Linked DNA regions of Mus musculus: region 1 is linked to region 2. The links are chromatin loops, found by intact Hi-C in ENCODE. Cell type or tissue: left cerebral cortex. All regions are shown on one strand. Each heading gives the region's core, and the rest is flanking DNA. Links, peaks and the distances in the headings are about the cores only. Region 1 overlaps Dhx34 (DEAH (Asp-Glu-Ala-His) box polypeptide 34). Region 2 holds the start of Sae1 (SUMO1 activating enzyme subunit 1).

Region 1 (9,891 bases), core at 2,360-6,359, 190 kb before region 2:
TGACTATAGCACTGTGGGATAGATAGACTGTGTGACTATGGCACTGTGGGATAGACTGTGTGACTATGGCACTATGGGTGTGTGTGACTGTGGCACTGTGTGATTATGGCACTGTGGGATAGACTGTGTGACTGTGTGACTGTGGCACTGTGGCACTATGGGTCTGTGTGACTGTGGCACTGTGTGACTATGGCACTGTGGGATAGATAGACTGTGTGACTATGGCACTGTGGAATAGACTGTGTGACTGTGTGACTGTGGGACTATGTGACTGTGGCACTGTGTGACTCTGTGACTCTGTGACTGTGGCACTGTGTGACTATGGCACTGTGGGATAGACTGTGTGACTGTGTGATTGTGGCACTGTGGGTCTGTGTGACTGTAGCACTGTGGCACTGTGGGTCTGTGGGTCTGTGTGACTGTGGCACTGTGGCACTGTGGGTCTGTGGGTCTGTATGACTGTGGCACTATGGGACTGTGGCACTGTGGCAGATGAGGCAGAGCACACTAAGGCAGAAGTGGCTGTGCAACAAGGAAAGCACAACCGCCACTGAAGAGAAAACAGGAGAAGAGCCAGCCCACTGCTCCTCCCTCCCTGAGCAACCAGGCTTCAAGGAATCCAGCAAGCCAGTCACAGGAAGCAATGTATGGTAGACAGTGGTTAAGGATATCACTCTTGGCACAGGACACACACACAAAGACACAGACAGTCACGGACACACAAACACACAGACACAGACAGACACATACACACAGAGACACATACACACACAGACTTGCCTGGATCATCGCCTGGCGCCTCAGGGCAGGTGTTCTCATGAGCAATGCGCTCCAAGGGTGTGAAGGGCATGTGCAGGCCACAGTGTGGGCAGGTCCAGAAGGAACGCAGACAGTCACTGTACAGGTCAGTGTCACTCTACGACAGAGGAAACGTGTCAGGACCCCTGCTTCAGCGGCTGGAGGCTCCCAGCCCCCACAGGGCATAAGTGTGACTATAGCTGCCAGCTGGGCCTGGAGCTTCCAACCACCCACTCCAAAGCCACAAGCGACCTCACTCACCGTGAGGCAGTTGTAGGTGAGATAATCAGAGACAGCGTAGCCCCCCTTGGTGGGGTGTGGAGACAGGGTAGAATTTCCAAAGAGGCCGGGCAGACTAGGGGCGGTCGTGATGGTCTGGGGTCCCACGTAGAGGTTCTGGGCTTCTAGACCAGTGAGCCTTCGGAGGCGGTAGGGAACCTACAGAAAGGGAGAGCAGAGACAGAAATGGGGTGGGCGCCCCCAGAGCCAGCTCTGCCTAAAGCCCTCCCTTGGACTTTGCCTAAGCCACTCCCAACTTGCTTTCAGACCTTTGTGGCCCCAGTGGCTCCTCCAGCCACCCTCCCCAGGCTCACCCTCTGCTGCCTCTAGCTGATGAGACCACGGCCAGACCTTAGCTACCTTGTCCCTCCTGCAAGGTGCCTCAGGCTTGGTCCCCTTTCCCCAACTGCCTAGGCCTGTCTTCACATGCGTGTGACTGACACACACACACACACACACACACACACACACACACACACTGAAGTCAGCCTGGATTCACCCCTCTCCTTGGACTCCCATGGTGCAGAATCAGAAATGACTATTCCCAGCCATGAGGATGGTTTCAGCCCACTCTGCTCACATCTTCCTCTCTGTTCTCACAGGAGACCCCTGGGCCCTCATGCTGCGCATGTCCTTAGCATACAGAAGGCACCTGTCATCTGCTCAGTGCGTGGCACATAGTGGTGTCTAGCAGCATGGCCTCTAGAGCCAAACACCGGTGCTTCCCCACATCAGCCATGTGACCTCAGGTACCACTGAGCCTCTTTGAATCCTTAAAGGAGCCCCCACTAAGTGACGCCCCCTTCTGGTACCTTGGCCACCATGAACTGCAGCAGCTCCCTGCTCAGAGCAGCCACCTCCTGGGGGCTGACTGCTGGAGACCCCATGTCTTCCTCCTGCTCTAGCTTCCGTCGCTGGGCCTGGCGGGCCAGCTGCCGGTCCAGGGCACTTTCCCAGTGGACACGGAGCCGCAGGGATGTTGCCAGGAGCCGGACGGCACTCTCGCTATCTGCGAGCTGCAGCTCTAGCCAACCGTCAGCCACCAGGCGGGAGCAGTCACCGTTGGTGTCAATGGAGCGGCTGAACAGCAGGAGGGACTGCAAGAGAAAAGCTGTGCGGCTCAGGAGGCCACCTCAGGTGCCACCTGGCTGTGTCCCTGCCTACCCCTCATTCACCCATCCATCTGTGCACTCACCTGTTCATCCCTCACCTGCCCACCTCCTACTTGTCCACCACGACACCCCATGTCCCTCTCCCACTAATCTATCCCATCTACCTATCCATCCCCCGTCCATCCATGTACCCAACTGTCTGCCTCTGCCTGTCTTTCACCTATCCATGTACCCAGCTGACTACCCATCAACCCTCATCTGTCCTTCCCTCCCCTGTCCATTCAGCTTCATGCCCACCCCACCTGTCCACCCATCCAAGTGTCTACCCATCACCTGCCTGACTACCTAGCCCCCCCCCACCTGCCTGTTCTCCCGTCCATCCATCTGTCTACTCAATATAACCGCCCAACAATGCTGCAGGCCTCCTCTGCCATGCTCTGGTGCCATGTTGGAGACACAGTGGTCAGCACAAAGCCAGCCCCACCACCAGTCAACATTCAACTTAAAGAGACAAGGATAAAATTAAAGAGTGCAATATCCTGGAAACCTAAGAATCAAGGCACCTTAGGGAGTCACAAAAAAGGGAGTGTGACCAAAGGAAGTAGTTAACTGGTGACACATGCTTTAATCCCAATCCTTGGAGGCTGAGGCAGGAACATGGAGGCCGGAAGACCCCAGACAGAGAGGCACATGGGTTCCTGACACCAAGGCAGAGCCAATCTCACAAGGGTAGGGCTGACTATGGGTGGATGGACTGGAGGCAGGTGATGTCCATTTGAGTGGATGGGTGGACAAGTGGAGGTGGGCATGAAGCTGAATGGCCAGGGAAGGGAAGGACAGATGAGGGTTGATGGGTAGACAGCTGGGTACATGGATAGGTGAAAGACAGGCATTTGGGTGATGTTCCCCTCATCATAAGCAAGGAGTAGCAAGAGGGGATTAGGATCCAGATGTCACCCCAAATGGTGAATGTCTCATTGCTACCATCTCACGGGGTCCCACACCATGCCTCTCTCTGTAGTATGCAGAAGCCCTGGCTGTGTTGCTTTTCATTGGCACGTAAGCCCCACCCAGCTGGCACAGACCCCCAGCCCCAACAGTAATGGTGGCTGGCACAAGGGAAAGGCCTCAGTGGGTCATGGGCCACAACTTCCTGTGGCCCCTGCACAGGTTCCTGCCCTTCCCCGGGAAACAAAACCAGAGGGGTCTGAATAGTGCAGACATCTGACTGACAGGAGAATCGGTTGGGGCAGCATGTGACCCTAGAGCTATTATCTACCTCTCCCTGTGCAGCCCAGGCGGTGACTCGACCTCAGCTTCCTGTGGGTAGAGTGGAACACCTAGCCCATGGAGGCGACTGTGGGCAGGCCTGGCACTTTCCTTAGTCTCTTCCTGGACAAGGCTCAGCTTCCCACAGCCACCACATCAAAGCTGCCCCAGTCTCCAGCTGTATACAGCAGCGCACACCTGCCTTGGGGCCTTGGCACATGCTGGCCCTCAGCTAAGGACACTCCTGTGATTCTGGCATGGTCCCTTCAGGACTGCAGCCAGTCAGCACATCTCATCAGCTCATGTCGTACCACCTGGTGCCCCACCGGCCGCTCCCCAAGCCCTAATTTTCCTGGTGATTTAAAAACATACACATACACACACATACACAAAATCTCAAATAGCTCAGGCTGGCTTGGAACTCATGAGCCACCTATTGGGATTACAGAGGTTCTGAGTTCTCTTGAAGACATGACATGGGCTTCCCTGAACTGTGAGTTCAGAAGGGCAGCACCCTCGGTATGCCTCTGGGTGCTGGGGACAGTGCTTGGCACCAGCGGGCACTCAACAAGTAACCATGGTGTAGAGCCTTAAATGAGAACCACCCACAACTGCTGCAGACCAGAAGCCAGTGGGTGTGGAGGGCGGCTCCTCCAGGCAACTGTCCAATCTGAGCCAAGGCCTACCTGGAGGGCCGGGATTCTGACGCAGTTCACCAGGTATGGCTTGTTGGTCTCCAGTAGGGAGACGAAGGCCAGCAGCTGATGCTTGCAGCTCATTTGGTCCCTGCCATCTGAAAAGCAAAAGAGGCATCTCAGGCCATCTGACTCTCCCTGCACCCATGGCCACCCGTCCATCACTCAGGGCCCGTGTCACAGCACACAGACAGCACGCCCTGGGCATAAGACAACTTTGAGTTATTACAAACACTGCCACAGCCTGACACTAAGGAACAGCTATCCACCTTGATGGGTCACCAGCACTATCCTGACATATGCAGTCCTTGTTACTAAATGACATGAAGTCTGGCCTGTGCTTTGAAATGCTCTGGCAAGGGCTGGTAAGGTGGCTCAGCTGGTAAAGGCGCTTGCTGCCAAGTCTGACAACTTGAGTTCAATTCCCCGGGACCCATATGGTAGGAGAGCTGACTCCGTCAGGCTGACCTCTGCCTGCGGTACCTGCGGTGACATGTATGCCCTTGAACACACACACAATAAATGTAGAAGTATTATTTGTAAAAACACGAGGTTCCAGCAAAGACCAACAAGGGAAAAATGAACCCAACCCTCCAGGTAGCTAGTGAGGGGACAAACAAGGCTGGGGACTGGGACCACTGCTGAGGGTTCTCGAGGGCATCCACAGCTCATCACTGCCTCATACGGTTGGAAATTTTCAAAGTGGAGAAAAAGAGAAGCTGAGGACGAAAAGGGAGGTAGGGTGGAAGGAAATGCTAGCAGCGAGGGCCACAGCCTGGTCACGATGGTTAACAGCGTTCATTCTGCCCTCCACTCTGCCAGTCCGAAGCCTTGTTGTCTTTTTCTGTGACCATCTCCCATTCTCCACACCAAGGTGCGTTGAGCTGGCTCTCGAAGTTGGCCTGTAGGGGCCCCTGTGGCTCTGCCTGTTGCTGCCTGTCTGCATGAGAGCTGGGGGGACCTCCCTCCTCAGGGCCAAGCTGAGGCTCTCGCTTCCCGCTTCCCAACCAGCACAGTGCTAACGGCAGTGTCTCACTGGCTGGATTCAGGAAGCGGCCTGGAAGTTCAGCACAGTGTGCTGTCTGCAGCCCGCTGGGCTGGTGAGCCTTCCCTGGAGTTTCCCTCCCACAGCACAGCACAAATAGGGGATGGGAAGGAACCCTGGGAATGCCCGAGTGAGGGACCTGAGTTGGAGGTGCCACCATCTGTCACGTGCCACCAGGGTCACTGTACCTTGGCTCCCTTCTTGGCCTGAGGCCTCCTGCCCCTGTGTGTGTAATACCTCAGGGCTGTTGGCAAAGACACAGGTGGGGTGCAGCACGGTGCCCTGCTTGGCCTGCGTGTGGAAAATCTGCAGAGGCCAAAGGCAAGCACTGGAACAGGAGGCCCCGACCTGTCCCGCGGAATACCCAGTGCCCTTTCTCCTCCCCTGGGACAAAGTCCTTCTCCTTATTCACCAAGTCCTCCAGATTCCTGCCCAAGCTGGGTGTGACCCTCTGCCTTGCCCTCCTCCAGCCCTGTCCCCTCTGGCTAGTGTGCAGAGCAACCCAAGGACAAAGCCAAGGGTCTTTCTGTCACACTAAGTTCCCTGGAACCCAGGGGGTGCTGAGGAAACACGTTAAAAGAGAAGTCTACCTGGTCTGAGTCCTTGCGGCCACTGTTGAACGCATCGGGCACAGCCAGCTGTGGGTACAGCCCCCGCCCGAGCACCAGCTTGAGCAGGGCCAGTTGGTCTCGGGTCAGGTCCTGGGCTGAGCTGGCAGCTGCCTGCAGCTGCTCCAGGTTGTGCCGAAGCTTGAATTTCACATCCTGCAAAGGCAAGAATGCGTGGTGGCTCTGAGGGATCCCGACCCCTGCTCTAGAAGGTGTTTGTGTCTCCTGTGTCCCATGCCCCTTCATGCCCCTGGCCCCGTACATGGCCGTCCCACCTGGATGTCAACGCTGTCAGCCCTCTGGGAGGTAGAGCCCTCTCGGTCCTCTTCATCGCTGGAGCAGCCATCCTCCTGCAGCCTCAGCACCTTGCGCCTGCGTCCCCCACCCTCCTCATGCTGTCGCTTCAGCTGGTGCAGGGCCCTGCGCTCTCGGCGCTGCTGCAGCCGACTGTAGCTGTCCCCTGGGGCCACTACCTGGGCCCCACTCAGCAATCCATGATCCTCCAACAGCTCCTATGAACAAGAAGGGCTCAGGTGAGTGGGCTCTGGGCTGACACAGCCTCAGGCCCACAGGCTGGTATGTGATAACTTCCTGGTATATTCTCCTCAGTGCAGAGTGAGGGTCACCCCATACCTCCCAAGGCTGTGGAGGCGGGGGGCGGGGAGGTCAGTCCTTGGCCCCAGACTTGAGTTCTGTGCCCTGGGAACAGCTCTTACTCATGAACATCTGGTCAGGCACAGATGGTTCACAGGAGAGTCAATAGCAGCTATTCCCAGAGCTGCCTGCAGGCTCACTTGAGGGCTAGCATGGGGCCCTCAAGGTCCCACAAGATTCTTCTCAAAGCTGGGTTATGCCTGGGAACCTGTCAGGAACACCTAATCTCAAGCCAGACCTGGCCATGCATACCTGTCATCCCGGCACTCAAGAGGCTGAGGCAGGGAAATCATGGGTTTGGGGCTAGCCTGGGCTACTTAATAAGGCCCTGTGAAGAGAAGAGGGACTGGACGTTTCTACTCAGTGATAAAGCACTTACCTAGCATGAACAAGGCCCTGGGTTCAAGGTCAACAAGAGTAGAACCAAAGCTCTGGAAGCTGCAGAAGTGGGCAAGGAATGACTGAGCCCAACACTGAGAGCCTAGCAAGGTTTCTGAGTCCTAACTGGCCCACCTGCCCTCGAGGCCATGGGCTACCCCAGGAACTCCTATTGCCTCCATGCTACAGACCACCACAAAGCTCAGTGTATCTGAGCTTCCTGTAAGTGACAGAGAGAGGCACACAGAACTGAAGCCACACAACAGTGGAGCGCACAGCTCTGTCCTCACTCACCTCCAGTGACCACAGTGACACGCTGCCCACACAGCCTGCCACGTGAACATAGGCGGCAGCTGGAGAGCTATTGTATCTGCCCATTGGGACTGAAGAGTGTCATTACTTTCATCTTCCAGGGGAAATTTCCAGGGGAAGCTAAGGCCCAAGGGTTGTGGTGGAGGGCGGGGCCTCAGGGGAAACCACACTGTGAGAACGAGCCGAGCCACGTTGGGCTGCAGACACATTGGCTGTCCTGTCACCTTGAATGCCCCCCCCCCCCGCCCCCAACACTCACCCTGAGCTGCAGGTCAGCAGCCTGGGGCCAAGGTGAGCCTCTCCCCTAGGATGCCATACAGCCAGTGACCCGTGTGCCTTCCCCAAGAACACTCTCCAAGGTCCACGCTTTTGCCACCTTGCCAAGGCTGCCCCAGTCCTGCTCCCCTTGTGGGACGGTGATGTGGTGGGGACCCAGTCACCCAGAAGGGTCTGGTCCTCACCTTGAACTGGCGCCGCAGGTTGGCCATCTCATACAGCCGGTGCTCCTCCACACCCCGGCGGCGGCACCACTTTCGAGAGTTTCCGCTCCGCTCAGACTTCACCTGGTTGAGGGGCAGACACCTCAGAGTGAGGACCTGGCCAGCTGTGGGAGCAAGCCCCAGCACGGGAGCCTCTGAAGCAGGGCGGGCTGGGGGCCGCTCTAAGGGACCCTCCTATCCTTTTTCCAGGACTCAGCCCCAGAGCTCATGCACCCCGACAGGAGCACCCAGACAGCATGCTGGGTTAGGTGTCCTGGGTCCTCCCCCTGAACTGCCACTGATGAGGGCTCAGGAATGGTAGACTGGGTATATAATGTCCCCCAGGAAGGTTGGCCTTTCTCTAGATAGCACTGGGTTCTGTCGGATACCCTGTGGATCCTGGGCTGGGCACTGGCTGCCACACCCCCACCCCCACCCCCACCCTGGGCACCAGAGCATGAATGGCAGGGACAGAGATTCCTTGGGTAGACTCAGGGCTCAGAAACATGAAGCAGCACAGCTGGAGGGTCCTCCAGTGGGGTTGAATGACAAAGGCACCCAGCCCAGCCTCACCTGCACCCAGGCATTGAAGACATTGAAGAGTGTGAAGGGGTCACCCTGGTCACTTTCCAGCGGTCTCCGGGCAGTGGCACAGTCCAGGTTGCTCTGGGCACTGCGGGTGAATGGTGACTGGACGCTGAGGGCAGCAGCAATGGTGAGCACAGGCTCTGCCAGGCTGAACATGGAGCCGAGGATCAGCATCTTCCCTGTGGACAGCAGGGGCAGCTAAGCCTCGGGAAAGTCAGCTCTCTGCTCTGGGGCACTCAAGGGCCCTGCTCTCACCTCCTTCTCCACTGCTCACAAAGAGCCTTAGGAACCAAACAGGCCGATGCAAACCTACAAGCTGAGATTTGTGGTCCCAGAACCTTAAGGAAGAGCCTCTGTTTCCCCATCTCTCCACTAGAGATCATGACCGGAGTTCCTTCCTTCAGCTCATAGGGCCCATTTTAATGCTGGCCAAAAATTTGAGCTACCCCTGACCTCCACCAGCCTCCCTTGGCTTGATTTCCTTGGCTCCCAGTGGCCACAGCTCTCCTCCCCTAGTAAGACTTGCACACAGCCTGCCCTGGTTTGTCTTGGTGCTGACTGTGCTTATAGCAGAATAAAACTGGCCACAGCCTTCATTTAGTTTGACGAGGAGGAGGAGGAGGAGGGTGGGGAGGAAGAGGAGGAAGAGGAGGAAGAAGAGGAGGAGGAAGAGGAAGAGGAGGAGGGAGAGGAAGAGGAGGAGGAGGAAGAGGAAGAGGAGGAGGGGGGGAGGAGGGAGGCAAGAGTAGGAAAAAAGGGGGAAATGGATGGCTGAAAGGTGATGTGGGACAGGGAAGGTTATGGGTAGGCACACTGGAAACACGTGTCCATATACCTGTGCCCATCAGTGAGGAGCTGGGAATCCCCGGGCTCTGGAGACCTGTGTGGACTTTCTGGGAGCTCAGACCCTGTCTGCCTGCCCCTGTCACATGCCTACACATCCACACTGCTCTCCTTACTGCTCCCTGGAGCGAGAGGCACTGAATAGTCAGACCCAGGGCTGCATGAGGCCCCAGCACGCCGAGATCCCCCTCGGTCCCTATCATTCACCTGTTTTGTGTCCATGAGACCCAGCAATGGGCTTCCCGGGACCGTCCCAAGACCATTTGTGTCTCACTGTGAGCCACTCAGAGCCAGCCCATCGGGGGCCATCTGTGCCACATGCCCTCTGCTCTGCCACTGCACATGCTCGCTTCCCCCCAGGTGACAAGTGGGTCACAGACTCACACCCACCACAGGAGAGGATGTGGAACATGGAACCACAAGCTCTATGCCTTCCCTGATGGGGCCTGCTTCACACACACCCTGGAGCACGTGCCAGTTCCCTGGCTGAGCCTGCTTCCTCACCTCTCCTGACGAGGATCAGAGGCCAAGTCCTCACAGGGAGCAGAGGAAATGGGGTGAGAGCCCGAAGCTCCCCTGGCACAGCACAGTAAGAGCCCTCAAGCACACTCCATCCCTCAGCTCTGGTTCCTTTACTTTAGCCTGAACTCCTTCTAAACAGACAAAAGCAGCCATCTGCTTGGCCATGCATGGGAGGCCTCAGACACCACGGCACCTCGTCTCTTTGGGCTGCTTGACCGGGGACATGAGAAATCACCTCGGCCACAGAGTTGGGCAGCGTTGGGTGTGTGGGTGGCCCTGCTGAGGTGGCAAAATGTGGGCTGTGGTGGA
Region 2 (9,891 bases), core at 2,975-6,974:
TTTCACTTACCCAACATATACCTTAGCCATGTGCTCATCACTTCTTACCTATAAAAGGCACCTGCGAGCAAGCAAGCAAGCACATACACTTCCAACTATGCTGGAAGCTGAGGCAGAAAGATCATCACTTGAACCCAGGAAGAACAAAGCAAGACCTTGTTTCTTTCTTTAAAAATAAAAAGATTTATTATTTCTTTTGTTGTATTTGCTTGCACACAACTCTGTGCAGCACATGTGTGCAAGAGCCACAGTGGCTAAATCTCCTGGAAGTGGAGTTCCAGGAAGCTGTAAACTGCCGTGTGGGTTCCAGAGACTGAACACCAACCTCCTGAGAGCAGTAAGTGCTCGTTACTGAGTCATCTCAACAGCCCAACACTCTGTTTCTTAAAAGTATAAAAACAGAGAAGCTGTGGCTATAACTCAGTTGATAAAATACTTGCCTAGCAAGCACAAAATACTGGGCTCCATCCCCAGCACAGCAAAAATGGTGTGTGGCACACAACTATAATCCAATCACTGCAGAGACAGACAGACAGAGAGAGAGAGAGAGAGAGAGAGGCAAGAGACAGGAGGAACAGTCGTTCAAGGTGATCAGCACGAGTATAAAGCCAACCTGAGTAATAGGAGACCTTGCTGAAATGCATTTGGCCCCCATGCTTTCATCTTGTCCCTTATAATCTACTGTCCCATTTCAAAGACATATTTTGAGACAGGCAATGGTGGCACACACCTTTAGTCCCAGAACTTGGGAAGCAGAGGCAGGAGGATCTCTGAACTCAAGGCCAGCTTGGTCTACAGGCCAGCTTGGTCTACAGATCTAGTTCCAAGACAGCCAAGGCTACACAGAGAAACCCTGTCTCAGGAGGTTGGGGAAAGACATGCTTTGTTTAACCTACTGGGTACAATTCAGGGCTTCAGATGCTAGGCCCTTGCTCTAGCCACTGACCAGCCCAGACAAACCCTTTACATGTAAGCTAGATTTTATCAAGTGTTCAAATCTTTGAATGGTCTCTCTGCCACCTTAGTGGAAAATCAGTCCTGTGGATCCTCTTTTATTTTTCGTTCTATACTCTTTCACCTGCTAACCTGCTAAAGACAAACCAGCTTCTCTTCACAGGAAGTAAGGCTGCTCCCAACAAAGGACCGGGGTATTAAAGGATCCTACTTGACCTCTCAAGTTTAAACAAGTGACTCATTCATTAGTTATCAGACTTTCTCTAGGAAAGTAGCATTTTCCTAGAGAAGCCCATAGCCCGTAAACTTTGTGGGGTTTGTTTTGGCTTTGTTTTAAGGAGGGGGAGATAGGGTAAAGATTATGGACATCAGCTACTGAGCCCTTTCTTATATAATGCAAGAAGCAGAACCTAAGACTCTGTATAAGCTAAGCAAGCACTTTACCAACTGAACTATACACCAAAGAGCATAACACCACGCTTAAGTGGCATCCGGAAGATGAGGCACAGGTCAAATTTCAGCCAACAAAACATAAACCTCTATGCTAACTGTGCTACGTTATTAAAATCCTCAGAGAGAAAAGGCTTAAAACAGAAATTTCTTATTTTGTTTTTGATAGTCTCATGTAGCCCAGGCTGGCCTTGAACTCCTAGCCCTCCTGAAGCCACCTTGGAAGCACTGGGATTATAAATCTCTCTGCACCTGTGATGCCAGCTCTCCTAGCACTGGGCAGGAGGACTGTTCCACGTCTGATGCCAGCTCGGGTTAGAGTGAAACCCTGTCTCAAAGGGAAAATCAAACATCCGCTGGGGTAGGCTGGGAAGCTGGAGTATTTCTAACCCAAGTAAAACACACACACCCAGCACGGGATTCCACCTCTGGCCCTGAAACTATAACTGCTCAGAAAACCTCTTAGGCATGTCAGTGGTTCAACACTCTTAATATTTTCCCTTCTTTTGTTGCTTAATATTCAGACTTGTCTAATCACAGAGAATCTACTGAAGTCTGCTGGGCATAGGAGTTGTACATGTGCTATCTCATTTACGTCTCAGTATAATAAAGTATATTCATTCCCTTTTTTCTTCAGAGACTCTATATGTGTGCACATCTGAGTGTATGTATGTGCAACACATATACACATATGTATGTATGCGCAGTGCCCACAGAGGCCAGAAGATTTCAGATTCCCTGCAACCAGAGTTACAGGTGGTTGTGAGTCATCACGTGGTTGAGGGGGAATGAAATCTGACCCTACTTCCAAGAGCTGCTCTCTCGGTCCTACCCTCCCCACTTTAAAAGTAAGGGTCTCATTATGTAGATCATGTGGCCTAAAGCTCACTGGGAATAAAGGTATATGCCACCATGCCAAGGCCTTGAACTTCTGATCTTCCTGCACTTACCTTTCAAGGGCTAAGATTACAGACATGCACTAACACATCTTGCTTATATGGTGTCTCCCTCCCTCCTCAGCCTCCTGAATACTGGGATTACAATGTCCAGCTTTCTGGTTTGATTGGGGTGTTTATGTAGACCTAGCCTGCCTCTGATAGGATCAAAGCTTGTATCACCATGCCTGACAGTGTTTTTGTTTTTTAAGATTGTATTTATTTACTTATTATATGTAAGTATACTGTCGCTATCTTCAGACACTCCAGAAGAGGGTGTCAGATTTCGTTATGGATGGTTGTGAGCCACCATGTGGTTGCTGGGATTTGAACTCCGGAGCTTCAGAAGAGCAGTCAGGTGCTCTTACTCACTGAGCCATCTCACCAGCCCGTGTTTTGGTTTTTGAGGTTAGGTGTCCCTGTACAACTCACGATGGCATTGAACTACTCTGTACTGAAGATTAACTTTGAGCCCACTCCTCCATCCTCAGCCTCCTAAGTGCTGCAATGTCAGGTGTATGTACGACACTACCCTAGAGCCTTATCACTATGGAACTTTATTATTTATGAATATTGCTCTTAGTCCCCATCAAAACATAAGCTTCAAGTTGGGAAGGAGCCTATTTAGTTCAATAAAAAATGCTCAAGGAGCCCAAGTAAGATGCCTCACCAAGTAAAGTGCTTGTCTCAAATGCCTGGGGGACACCTGGCAACCTGAGTTTAGACCTCAAAAATCTACATAAAGGAACTGACTTCACAAAGTTGTCCTTTGGCATCCACATCAACACCATGGAAAACGTACAGAGAAGTCAAAACATAAAATTCTAAAACCTCTCCCCCAAAAAATGCTCCCCCCAAAAATGCCTAGGGAGCCAATGTGTGATGATGCATGTATTTATCTCAGCACTTAAGACAAGTAAGATCTCTGCAAGTTCAAAGCCAGCCTAAGCTATAAAAACAATTACCTTTGGAGTTTGTTTTGATTTGAGTCAGGATCTCACTGTGGTAGCCCTGGCTGTGTTGGAACTACATAGCTCAGACTAACCTCGAACTCACAGACATACTCCTGCCTCTGCCTCAGGAGTACTAGAATTAAAAATATGAACAACCATATCCCCACAAAATATAATTTATAACTTGAATATGTTAAGGAAGCCAGGCGTGATGGCACGTGCCTTTTTAATCCCTGTACTCATTCGGGATGCAGAAGCAGGCAGATCTCTGAGTTTGAGATCGTCTACAGAGCGAGGCCCAGGACAGCCAGGGCCACAGAGAGAAACCTGGTCTGGGGGAAGGGGAAAGAAAAACAAACAAACAAACAAACAACCCAACGTCTGTAGCTGTGTGCTGAATAAATTGGGCCACTCTGCGCCTCTCCAGGGGTCCCTTTGTCAGGACTTGCCCTCAAGCACTCCTCTAGAGGAGCCTGTGGGGTTTGTCAAGTCCCCAGGGCGTCCAACACAGGTTCCCATGCATAGAAATTAATGAGCTCAGCCCGCCACCCCCCTATTTTGCACTAATGCTCACCCCACTTAGACCCTACAAGCCTCACCTAAATCCCACCATCACCAGGTACTGACACCGAGGGAGCCTCAAGTTCAAATCCTCCCTCTCCCCCGCCTCCTCCAAGGACACTCTCAATACTACACAGGGGACATCTCCACCTCCGGTACTTTGCAGAAACACCGTCCATTCGTCAGTTCTGAAGCACTAGGAAACCCAAGTGCAGCAATCCCGCCTCCGCTCCACAACAGGGCCGCACCCACTCCCTCAGGGCCCACACGCCGGCCCGCAGGATGCCCGCGGCGCCCCTCACCGCTTCTGGGCCTCCAGTCCCCACAGGCGGATCTGTCGGTCATACTGCGCTGCCTCCTCCTCGCTGATGCCACCGCCGCCGCCGCCGCCAGCCTCCTCCTTCTCTACCATGGCGCCGGCTTTCAGCTCACCCGCTCCCGCTCTCGCTAACCGCCAGCAGCGAGTCCGTGCACCGGGGACGCGCTTGCGCCTGCGCAGAGAGCCGCGCCTGCGCAGTGCCACCTCCGTGCTTTGCGGGAGACCACGTGGATACCGAAGACTCCAAGGCCCGCTCGCTGCCCCATCACGTGATGGAGACGCCAATCAATCCCGGAGAGGAAAAAGAAAAAAAAAGAAAAGTGGCGGGTGTTTTGATTCCTCGAGGATGTCCACGCGGTCATTTATGAAGCGGATCTGGATCGAGTTGTCACCGGGATTCCAGCATCGATGGTGTGGTGAAATAAAGATACTACTTTAAAATAACAACACATGGAGCTCACTACCTATTGAGGCGAAAAAAATAAAACAAAAGAAAGCTAGACTTTCCTCCTGGACAGAAAAAGAGGAAGGACTCCTCTCTGCCCTCTCCTCTCCTGACACATTCTCAAATCCTTATGTAAGATGCAAGACTCAAATTGATCATGGTGGGCTATGCCTGTAATCACAGCTTTTGGACAAAAATAAGTGAAAGGAATCAAAAGTTAAAGGCCAGCCTGGGTTACATGAGATCCTGTTAACAGAAGCAAACCTAAATTTATGAGCTCGTGCCTGTAATCCCAGCATTCATGCCTTCACAAGGCTGAAGTAGGAGAATTACTACGAATGAGATCCTGTCTCAAAACCGTCAAGGACTGAAAAGATGGCTCAGTAAAGTGCTTGCCTGAGTTTAATATCTATATTCCTATTTAAAACAAAAACAAAACAAACAAACAAACAAATTTGTAGTGCAGATTTGTAATCCCAGCACTTGGGAGAAGGTTTTCTGGGCCTTGCTCAGACCCACACTTATCTAACCAACAAACCCATATCCCAATGAAGATATCCTGGGTCAAAAACCAAGGCTGATGCTGGGTGATGATGGCTGCCCAGAGCTTTAATCCCAGCACTCTGGAGGCAGAGGCAGGAAGATCTCTGAGTTGGAGGCCAGCCTGGTCTACAGAGTGAGTTCCAGGACAGCCAGGGCTATATAGAGAAACCCTGTCTCAAAAAACAAAAACAAACAAACAAACAAACAAACAAAAAAGAGTTCAAAGCTGGGGCTGGAGAGATGGCTCAGTGGTTAAGAGCACTGACTACTCTTCCAGAGGTCCTGAGTTCAATTTTCAGCAACCACCTGGTGGCTCACAACCATCTCTAATGGGATCTGATGCCCTCTTCTGGTGTGTGTTTGAAGACAGCTACAGTGCACTCACATAAATAAAATTAATAAATAAATCTTTAAAAAAAGAGAGAGAGTTCAAAGCTGGGGCTGGCGAGATGGCTCAGCAGTTAAGAACACTGACTTCTCTTCCAAAGGTTCTGAGTTCAAATCCCAGCAACCACATGCCCTCCTCTAGTGTGTCTGAAGATAGCTACAATGTACTAAGATATAATAATAAATAAATCTTTAAAAAAAAAAAAACAGAGTTCAAAGCCAGTCTGGACCACATAGCAGGACTCTACCTCAAAAAAAAAAAAAATTAGAATAAATCCCAGTATGGTTACACATGCCTTTAATATGCCTTTAATAGCAGCACTTGGAAGGCAGAGGCAGGTGGATCTGTGAGTTGAGGCTAGGCTGATCTACATAGCAGCTCCAGACCAACCAGTGGACTGCAAATGTGAGGATTTAAATTTGGTTCTTTAGAAAGCCAGATTTGGTAGTCAGCATGTCTTCAATCCCAGCACTCACACCTAGAGATAGGAAGCAAAGACAGACTCCCCCAGCCTGGTATATGCTGCAATGAAAAAGGGATGTGAGCCAGTCGGTGCTCTTAACCGCTGAGCCATCTCGCCAGCCCCAGCTTTGAACTCTCTCTCTCTTTTTTTTAAAGATTTATTTATTAATTTTATTTATGTGAGTGCACTGTAGCTGTCTTTAGACACACACCAGAAGAGGGCATCAGATCCCATTAGAGATGGTTGTGAGCCACCAGGTGGTTGCTGAGAATTGAACTCAGGACCTCTGGAAGAGCAGCCAGTGCTCTTAACCACTGAGCAATCTCTCCAGCCCCAGCTTTGAACTCTTTGTTTGTTTGTTTGTTTGTTTTTGTTTTTCGAGACAGGGCTTCTCTATATAGCCCTGGCTGTCCTGGAACTCACTCTTTAATCCCAGCACTCGGGAGGCAGAGGAAGGCAGATCTCTGAGTTTGAGGCCAGCCTGGTCTACAGAGTGAGTTCCAGGACAACCAGGGCTACACAGAGAAACCCTGTCTTGTAAAACAAAACAAAACAAAACAAAACAAAACAAAACAAAACAAAAAAGGGATGTGGTCTTATTCAAGGTGGGAGATAAAGACTGACACTAGAGGTTATCCTCTGACCTCCACAGGTTGGATGAGACACTGATAAGCTCACATACACCACACACAATATTGTAAATGATAACAACACTTCCTCAACCAATGCTTTTGAAAGCAACCGTAATTAAATATATACAGAGAGAGAGAGAGAGGAGAGAGAGATACACACATTCACACACGCTTTCACATGCACTCACAAATAAAATAATACCAAAAACCTTGGAAGTTAGTGGTTGTTTATTAAAAGAGCAATTGATGGGAGAAGGAAATGGATAGAAGAGGATAATGAGGGCTGGCAACTATGATGGGATAACATTATGTGTATGTATGGAATCGTCAAAAAAATTAAAAATACTTAGCAGGGTAGTGGTGGTGCATGCCTCAGGAGGCAGAGGCATGAGGATCTCTGAGTTTCAGGCCAGTCTGGTCCACAGAGAGCATTCCAGGACAGCCAGGGCTACACAGAGAACACTGTCAAGAAAAGCCAAGAGCTGGAGAGATGGCTCAACAGCTAAGAGCACTGACTACTCTCCCGGAGGTCCTGAGTTCAAATCCCAGCAACCACACAGTAGCTCACAACCATCCATAATGAGATCTGATGCCCCTCTTCTGGTGTGTCTGAAAATAGCTACAGTGTACTTACATATAATAAATAAGTACATCTTTTTTAAAAATGCATGTGTAAGCCGGGCGTGGTGGCACATGCCTTTAATCCCAGCACTCGGGAGGCAGAGGCAGGTGGATTTCTGAGTTCGAGGCCAGCTTGGTCTACAGAGTGAGTTCCAGGACAGCCAGGGCTATACAGAGAAACCCTGTCTCAAAAAACCAAAAACCAAAAACAAAAACAAAAACAAACAAAAAAGCATGTGCACACACACACACACAACTAAAGAAATAAAAACAAATATAATAAAATGATTTCCAAAAGGAATAGAGCTGATGCAATGGTTAGCATTGTCTGTTTTAACAAGATGAGAATGTCACCTAGGAGACAAACCTCTGGTGTATTGGTGAGAGTTTCCAGCTTAGGTTAATTTCAGAGAGAGCAGCATCGCTCCACCATCCCAGACTGCAGAAAGCAAGCTGAGCACCAGCATTCATCCCTCTGTGTTTTCTGGCTGCAGATGCCACGTGACCAGCGACCACACACTTCTGCTTCCAAACCTGTTCCATCCACCATAGACCCTTCCATCCAACAACTGGTTGTCTTAGGTAGCGAATGAATACAACTATCGTGGAAATGAGAATACCAGTAGATCTTGGAGGCATTGTGTTTAGTTTCCTTTGCACATTTTCAGAGGGAATCACTTGTTGCTTTGTTTTAGAAAAGTGTGCATTAGAACAATTGCCAAATTAAGGCTTTGTACCTTAAAAAGGGGGAAGAACAGCTATTAAATAGCTTAGGTGCCTGGGTTTAAAGATTGTGAAATTACATCTGCCCAGGTGACTGCTTACCACTCATGACATAGGCAGTGAGAATTCTCACTCCCACCTGTATATAGGCATCACCTTGGGAGATTTGGAGCAGATGCCCTGCCAAACCTCCTTCAGAGACTCCAATTAGTCTGCGGTGGAACTGAGATACTGGGAATTTTACAAATCCTTCTCGTAGTTCTGAAATTCAATACCTGCAGTAAAAACAGAGAAGCATGCAACAAAAAGTATTTTCTATTGTTTTATTCCAATCCTGATTCTTTTGTGTTAAGAAAGCATAACAGGGCTGGGGCGTGGTGGCACACACCTTTAATCCCAGCACTTGGGAGGCAGAGGCAGGCGGATTTCTGAGTTCAAGGCCAGCCTGGTCTACAGAGTGAGTTCCAAGACAGCCAGGACTATACAGAGAAACCCTGTCCCAAAAAACAAAAACAAAAACAAAAAAAAAGAGAGAAAGGAAAAAAGAAAACATAGCAGGGCTGGAGAGATGGCTCAGAGGTTACAGATGGCTCATAACCATCTGTAATGGAATCCAATGCCCTATTCGTGTATGTCTGAAGAGAGTGGCAGTATACTCACATACATAAAATAAATAAATCTTTAAACAAACAAACAAACAAGAAAACATGACAACAGAGGATGGGAGGTGTTGGTGCATAGCTAGATCCCTGCCCTTGGGAGGCAGATGGATCTCTTGAGTTTGTGGCCAGCTTTCTCTACAAAATTAGCTCCAGGACAGCCAGGAGAGATGGCTCAGTGGTTAAGAGCGCCGACCGACTGCTCTTCCAGAGGTCCTGAGTTCAAATCCCAGCAACCACATGTGGCTCACAGCCATCTGTAACAAGACCTGATTCCCTCTTCTGGTGTCTGAAGACAGCTATAGTGTACTTACATATAATAAATAAAATAAATCTTAAAAAGAGAGACAGAGGGGGCTGGTGAGATGGCTCAGTGGTTAAGAGCGCCGACCGACTGCTCTTCCAGAGGTCCAGAGTTCAAATCCCAGCAACCACATGTGGCTCACAGCCATCTGTAACAAGATCTGACGCCCTCTTCTGGAGTGTCTGAAGACAGCTACAGTGTACTTACATATAATAAATAAATCTTTAAAAAAAAAAGAGAGAGAGAGACAGAGGCAGACATACTCCAGGGGATGCTTTCATGCACTGTGTATTCAGATGTTGATTATTGTGCCTAGACATCTGCTGACAGCCTGGACTACGGCATGGTCAAACATCTCTGGTGTCAAGGTTGTGTAAAACTGTTTTTCACCGGGTGTGGTGGTGCACGCCTTTAATCCCAGCACTCGGGAGGCAGAGGCAGGCGGTCTTTCTGAGTTCTAGGCCAGCCTGGTCTACAAAGTGAGTTCCAGGACAGCCAGGGCTGCACAGAGAAACCCTGTCTCGAAAAACCAAAAAACCAAAAACCGAAAAACAAAAACAAAACAACAACAACAACCCCCCCCCCCCGTTTTTCCTCACTTCTGATTGGTTAGTTAAGACCAGACTAGCCAATTAGTTGGGCAGAACAGAGTAGGCTGGGCTTCTTATCCTAACGGGGGTTGGGCACTCACAGCTGAGAGAGAAGCTATGGGGAGACCTTATGGAGGGAGGGGCCAGGAGGAGTCTAGATGAGGACACACATGGATCAGAACAAGCCAGGGTGAGACTCAGATGAAAAGTAAAAGATCATCCTTAGAGGGTGTCTTAGTTAGGGTTTTGTGGTTTTGTTTTGTTTTGTTGTTTGTTTGTGTTTTTCTATATAGCCCTGGCTGTCCTGGAACTCACTTTGTAGACAAGGCTGGCCTCGAGCTCAGAAATCTG

Evidence for each region. A loop is a pair of places that touch in the nucleus more often than their neighbours do. Peaks named below come from ENCODE experiments on the same cell type or tissue, not always from the same donor. Only the 100,000 strongest peaks of a DNase experiment are listed, where the experiment ranks them.
Region 1: a loop joins it to region 2, with 2.1 times the contacts of the local background. A loop is called at or near these places in 8 of 42 quality-filtered maps.

What each region holds. Positions count from the first base shown.
Region 1 is chr7:16,197,786-16,207,676 of GRCm38, forward strand. Dhx34 (DEAH (Asp-Glu-Ala-His) box polypeptide 34) reads right to left here. Exons shown (of 17, transcript NM_027883.3): 8 at 8,203-8,396; 9 at 7,612-7,713; 10 at 6,082-6,318; 11 at 5,789-5,962; 12 at 5,387-5,504; 13 at 4,145-4,251; 14 at 1,890-2,174; 15 at 1,060-1,236; 16 at 781-916. Among named protein-coding and RNA genes, the nearest start is that of Dhx34, 19 kb to the right of the region's middle. In left cerebral cortex, for the core only: no CTCF peak of the experiment used is centred there; a DNase peak (open chromatin) is centred at 4,108.
Region 2 is chr7:16,383,486-16,393,376 of GRCm38, forward strand. It overlaps Sae1 (SUMO1 activating enzyme subunit 1), which reads right to left and starts at 4,411. Exons shown (of 9, transcript NM_019748.3): 1 at 4,156-4,411. The coding sequence starts at 4,265. In left cerebral cortex, for the core only: a CTCF peak has its summit at 4,538; a DNase peak (open chromatin) is centred at 4,391; H3K4me3 peaks cover 1,456 bases; H3K27ac peaks cover 426 bases.